2 separate regions of the Homo sapiens genome follow, and region 1 is linked to region 2. Evidence: chromatin loops called from intact Hi-C (ENCODE). Cell type or tissue: natural killer cell. All regions are shown on one strand. Each heading gives the region's core, and the rest is flanking DNA. Links, peaks and the distances in the headings are about the cores only.

The links. A loop is a pair of places that touch in the nucleus more often than their neighbours do. Peaks named below come from ENCODE experiments on the same cell type or tissue, not always from the same donor. Only the 100,000 strongest peaks of a DNase experiment are listed, where the experiment ranks them.
Region 1: it touches region 2 in a loop (14-fold over the local background); 3 of 110 quality-filtered maps call a loop at or near these places.

Annotation. Positions count from the first base shown.
Region 1 is chr11:36,621,642-36,624,572 of GRCh38, reverse strand. The region is part of intron 2 of IFTAP (intraflagellar transport associated protein); the gene reads right to left. Among named protein-coding and RNA genes, the nearest start is that of RAG2, 25 kb to the right of the region's middle. In natural killer cell, for the core only: a CTCF peak has its summit at 1,626 (motif pointing right); a DNase peak (open chromatin) is centred at 1,612.
Region 2 is chr11:36,290,795-36,293,725 of GRCh38, reverse strand. No RefSeq gene overlaps it. Among named protein-coding and RNA genes, the nearest start is that of COMMD9, 2.8 kb to the right of the region's middle. In natural killer cell, for the core only: a CTCF peak has its summit at 1,261 (motif pointing left); a DNase peak (open chromatin) is centred at 1,235.

The DNA of each region.
Region 1 (2,931 bases), core at 100-2,599, 330 kb before region 2:
GTAGGCTTTGTTCCATGAAATGACCCAGGGATTCAGGCTGCTGGAGTTTTCTGTCATCGTAAGCACATGGCCTCCATGTCTGGGTCTAAAGGAGTTGTTGTAATGATTCCCAATTTCCAGCCAGGAGGAAAAGGATAAAAAGAAATAGTGCACGTGTCTTAAGGATATGACCCAGAAGTTGCACATACCAGTGCCCCTCACATCTCATTGACACAAACTTAGTCAAATGACTATACCCAGCTTCAAGGAAGACTAGGATGTAATCTTTATTTTGGCTGGCCATAGAGTAGATAAAAATTCTACTGCTATAGAAAGAGTATGTTATTGTTTTACTGTGGGTGTGTGGGTGTGAGTGTGTGCATGGGTGTGTGGGTGCTGGTACCTCTGAGTATTTTCTAATTTTTGTACTATGAACAAAAAAACTAAAAACTATACTTTTATTTGAAGAGGCAAAAAAGCATTTCTTCCAACGAAGTTTCTAATCCTCAATCTAGGGAGAATACCTACATGCATCTTCTTCCTTTTTAAAGTGGTTTTCCTGGAAATAATGAAGAAGGAGGAAAAAAATATATATATACACACATATATATACACACATATATATAATTTTACATTTTTTTCTATTGTAGGTCAAGATTCTCTTAATATTTAACTTTGATGTCCCTCTTTTAAATCACAAATAATTACCCTAATCATAAAATTCTACTCTTGCGTAAGTCTTTAAAACTACCAAGTACCTTCGTGTACGAAATATACAACAGAAAAGTTACCAGAAACAGCGAAATGATTGGAGGGGCATTTCCTGAAAGTACAGGCAATGAGATGCCTCCACAGCCTGTGTGGTCTCCCTAGTCTCTTGTCTGTGTACTTGCTAATGGCAAAACACTCACAGAGAACACAGTTCTGGCAGCAATAGACAGAAGTAGCAAGGACATTTCCCTGTGATGGAGTAGCTTTGACCTATGACACATGCACTACAATCCTTCAGACTTGGGACAGAACATGTGCCAAACTAAAGCCCACCCTAAAATTCTGTAAGCTATAATATCCTAGCCTCTGTATTAGCGATCAGCAAGATCACAGTAAAATTATTCCTATAACCCATCATCCTTTTTCACTGTCAAAATGCCTTTTAAATAATATACAATGGTGACATTCAACAAAAATGTCATATTTAAAGTAAAATAATTGTTCTTATGCTTTGAGTGGGGGGGGGAGTATCACAATTTCATGAAAGCTACAGACCTTATTCATAAAAAAATATAATATATACAAAAATGGACAAAAAGTGTTGAAAAATTCATTTATCTCCCTAAACTCCTCCCAGATTTCATTTAGAGTATTTTCTCAAAGCTGGTCTGAAAGTCAAAGTTTCTGATCTGCACACTAGTAGAACTACTGAATCTTGGGGCAAGATCCCTAGGAATCTACTTTTTAATAAGTACCTTCCAGGTGATTTGTACATAAGGTAAAATTCCCAAGTAAAGATTCCATGAAGTAAAATCTAACAATGATAATTAAAAAGAAGAATCTGATACTTCATCTTTGGTCAAAGCATGTAAATACATTTGCCTGATGATTGTGTGGAGACATAGTATTGCATCCATCCACCAGAGGCCAGTGTAGGATCATTCCCTGAATTGTACTCTTACACCATACAATATACCACGTACATGTACACAATACAATATGTACTATACATAGTTGGTTTTAACTACTTCAAGAAATGGGGTATAAACAACTAACACTGTAGACAATATTTTACATTTTTTATATTTACATTCAAGATTCCTTTCATATTTAACCTTGATGTTTTTCTCTTTCGTATCAGAGAAATAGAACCCCAATCATAAAACTTTACACATGAGTAAGTCTTTAAAATTTACCAAATACTTTCATGTGTATTTCATCTGATTCTCACCACAACCATTTGAGACATACCAAACAGGCAGAATTAGCCCTGATTTACAGATTCAGAGAGTAAGTGACAGGCCTGTGGTCTTAAGAAATTAGTATATGCCTGGACTAGTACCCAGGTCTTCTGAATCCAAGGATTGAAGTGTCCCTTCCCATTACACTGGCCCTGCCCGTAACAAAATGAGAACTATAAAAGCAACATAGTAAATTATTTATAAAACTAAATATCTGCAACCTAAAAGATTTTCCTTCACCGTAAGATCATGTCCTATTGCCTACCACAAAAAGTTGCATTTACTTAAGGCAACCTCTTTAACTCACCTACACTGGAGAAAGTTAGGAGGAGTAATTTTTCCCTCTTTTTTAAAAAGTAAATACTTCTTAGAAGAAGTTTTCAAACTTTCTAAAGTAGAATAACATCTGCTGAACACATTTGTAAGAATATAGGACTCAAACATTGGCATGTTGGATTAGAGCAGTTCAAGAGGAGACTTAAATTATATATGTCTTTCACATTCTCTCATTTTATCAGGAAACTCCAGGAGAGCCTTCACAAAAAAAAAAATAAAAAATAGAACAAGAGCTTAAAGTAAAATAAGAAGGAAAAAGTCTGAAAATCCACTGTTCTAATCATTCTTATTGTTATTTTATTAACTCATAGGCTGTTTATTCAATCTAAAACTGAGACCCCAAAACCAATGGCAATATTCTGGATATGATGTTCATCAATACTATGCAAATAGTTAATATTGCCTTGCCAAATCAACCTCTAACTATACAATCTATAAACATATAGATTGCTATTCTGCCTTCACACATTTAGAGCATTTGGGAATCACACCATCCTTTATAAGCAGATTGCAATAGGAATGACATATCAGCTGATGAATTCTTCTAGGGTAGGGACCCTGTTTTGTTCATCTGAGTATTCCCAGATTCTAGCTCAATGCTTAAAACACAGAAGGAATCATCAATACTGAAATGACCTCAACATTAGCAAGAAGACCTGGATTG
Region 2 (2,931 bases), core at 184-2,683:
GAGTTTGAGGCTACAGTGAGCCATGATTACACCACTGTACTCCAGCCTGGGTAAAAGAGCAGAGACCCCCATCTCTCTGTCTCTTTTTTTTTTTAAACAAATGTTGGTGCAGATGTGGAGAAATTGAAACCCTTATACATTGCTTCTGGGGACTGTAAAATGGTGCAGTCACTTTGGAAAATGGTCTTACACTTCCTCAAAAGGTTAAACACAGAGTAATCATATGGCCCAGAAACTCCACTATTCCACTCTTCAGTGTATACTCCAAGAGAAATGAAACACATGTTCACACAAAAACTTTGTACATGATTGCTCATGGCAGCATTACTCACAACAGCTAAAAAGTAGAAACAACTCAAATGTCTACAACTGATGAATGAACAAACTATGGTATATCTGTACAAAAAAATATTATTCAGCAAAAAACGAATGAAGTACCGATACAGGCTATAACATGAACGAACCTTGAAGAAGTTTCTCCTCTTATGCTAAGTAGAGGAAACGAGTACAAAACATATGATATGTGGTCTTTTGTACTCGTTTCCTTTACTTAGTATAAGAGGAGAAACCGTATCATATGATCCAATTCATGGGAAATGTCCAGAAGGCAAAACCATAGAGACAGAAAGCAGATTAGCGATTGCCTAGGGCTGGGTGTGATGGGGAGAATTGGGGGCAGAGGTGGGTGTTGATAGCTAAAGGATATGCTGTTTCTTTTGGGGATGATGAACATGTTCTAAAATTAATTGTGGTGATAGTTGGACAACTCTGTGAGTATACTAAAATTCATCGAATTTTACACTTCAAATGGATAAATTGTATGGTATGTGAATGTTAATTCTATTTCAATAAAGCTACTATAAAAAAACCCTCAATACTAAGATTGCTGCCCTTAATCATTTTCTACTAATAAATTCTGTGTCCATATCCCTTGCTTCATATCTGCCCCACTGGAGAAATCAGGGCAAGTGTTCCAAAAGGCTGGTTTCCCCCAAGGCTCAGGGCTCAAACTTGGGTGACTAACTGGCCTGGTTTGTCCAGAACTGTCCCAGCGCTAGCCCTGAAAGTCCTGCATCCAAGGAAACCCCTCATCCCTGGGAAAACTGGGATGGCCAGTCCCCCTCGTGCAAACCCTTGCCCACAACAGGGGAAAGCTCTGCCCTTTAGCGTTGCCAATGACTAGAACTGAGAATCCACATAAGCAATCCTTCCCCTTTTGGGGTATAAGTCATCCTTGAGCTCCCCCTAATGGCCAAAAGGTATTTTTATTATTGTTCCCATTTTACGGATGATGAAATTGAGGTTCCAAGAGGGGAAGTAATTTGCTAACAGTACACAGGAGTTGGAAACTGAACCTAGGTCTTTTCCCAAAGCCCAAGGTAGCCCTTCCACTCACTCATTATATTGTTTCTCACCATCACCAGACTGATTGTACAGGAACACTCTTAGATTGTTCTTGCTGCCTGAGGAAGGTAGTCAGACATGCAAAGAGAAGAAACACAAATTTACAGCTGTGGGACAACAAGGAGACATGTACAGCTTGGCGGTTAACAGTGCAGAATCTGGAGCCAGACTGGCCATATTTGAATCTGGGCTTTGCCACTACTTAGCTGTGTGACCTCAGACTACTTAATCTGCCTATGTCTGTTTCTCCATATGTAAAATGGAAACAATACAGTGTGTGTGCTTATATATGTATATGTACTTATGTGTGTGTGTACATATGTGTGTGTATGTATATACATACGTATATATATAATATCATAGGATAGGAATGGGAAGTAAATTAATCAGTAAATGTAAGGGCTTAGAACAGAGCCGGGCACATAACAAGTTTATTAAATAAATGAAAGTCAGCACTGATTCCTATATTCAGAATTGGAAAGAAATTAGGTTTGGCCTAATGAAAACCAGGCAATGGGACCAAATCACAGAAATGAACTCCGACATTCTGTTTTGTTCCCACCCATGAAAATGTTTATGGTTTAGAAATTGCTGGACATTCTGCAGACCACAGACAAACCTTTACATGCAACATGGCATTGGCAATCTGGGCAGCCCTACCAAAATGGGATGACATGGTGCCATTCATATCATACCAGCCCGCGAGAGTAAGGAGAGCTGGGAATCCTCCCACTGAAGCAGCTCCTGTCGCTCAGCTCTGCTCTCTGAACTAGATGGGTGTGATGAACACCATTTTACAGAGGTGGAAACTGAGGCCCAGAGAAGTTCAAGAATTTGTACACGGAAAAGTTAATAATGTGTAGAATTAGGATTCCAACTCAGGTTGAATTCTAAAACCCCTATGCTTTGCTGCCACCATGCATTAGTTACTATTGCTGTATAACAAATTACTTCAAAGCTTCATAGCTTAAAACAACAAACATTGATAATCTTAATAGTGTTTGAAGGCCAGAAATCCAGGCGTGGCTTCGCTGGGTGGTGCTGGCTCAGAATCTCTCATGAGGTTGCAGTTAAGCTGTTGGCCAAGACTCCTGCCTTCTTAAGGCTCTACTGGGCCTAGACAATCTGCTTCTCAGGTCAGTAATGAAGTTGTTGGCCAGATGCTTCAGTTCCTTGTCACCTAGGCCTCTCTGTAGGACTGTTTACAACATGGCAGTTTGCTTTCCCCAGAGCAAAGGATTCAAGTGAAAGAGAGCAGGGCACATGAGAGAGCACCCAAGCCAGGAGACAGGAACTTCAGTCTTTTTGTTAGTTTTTTGGTGCAGTCTTGTATAACCTAATCTCAGAAGTGATATGCCATTCACACCCACCATTTGCTATTGGTCATGCATACCAATCCTGGTACATGGTGGGAGGTGTCTACACTAGGTTGTGAACACCAGGAGGCTGGGATCATTGAGGGCCATCTTGAAGGCTGGTGACCACACTCCTCATTACTCTAAAGTAAGACAAGAAGGCACAATCCTG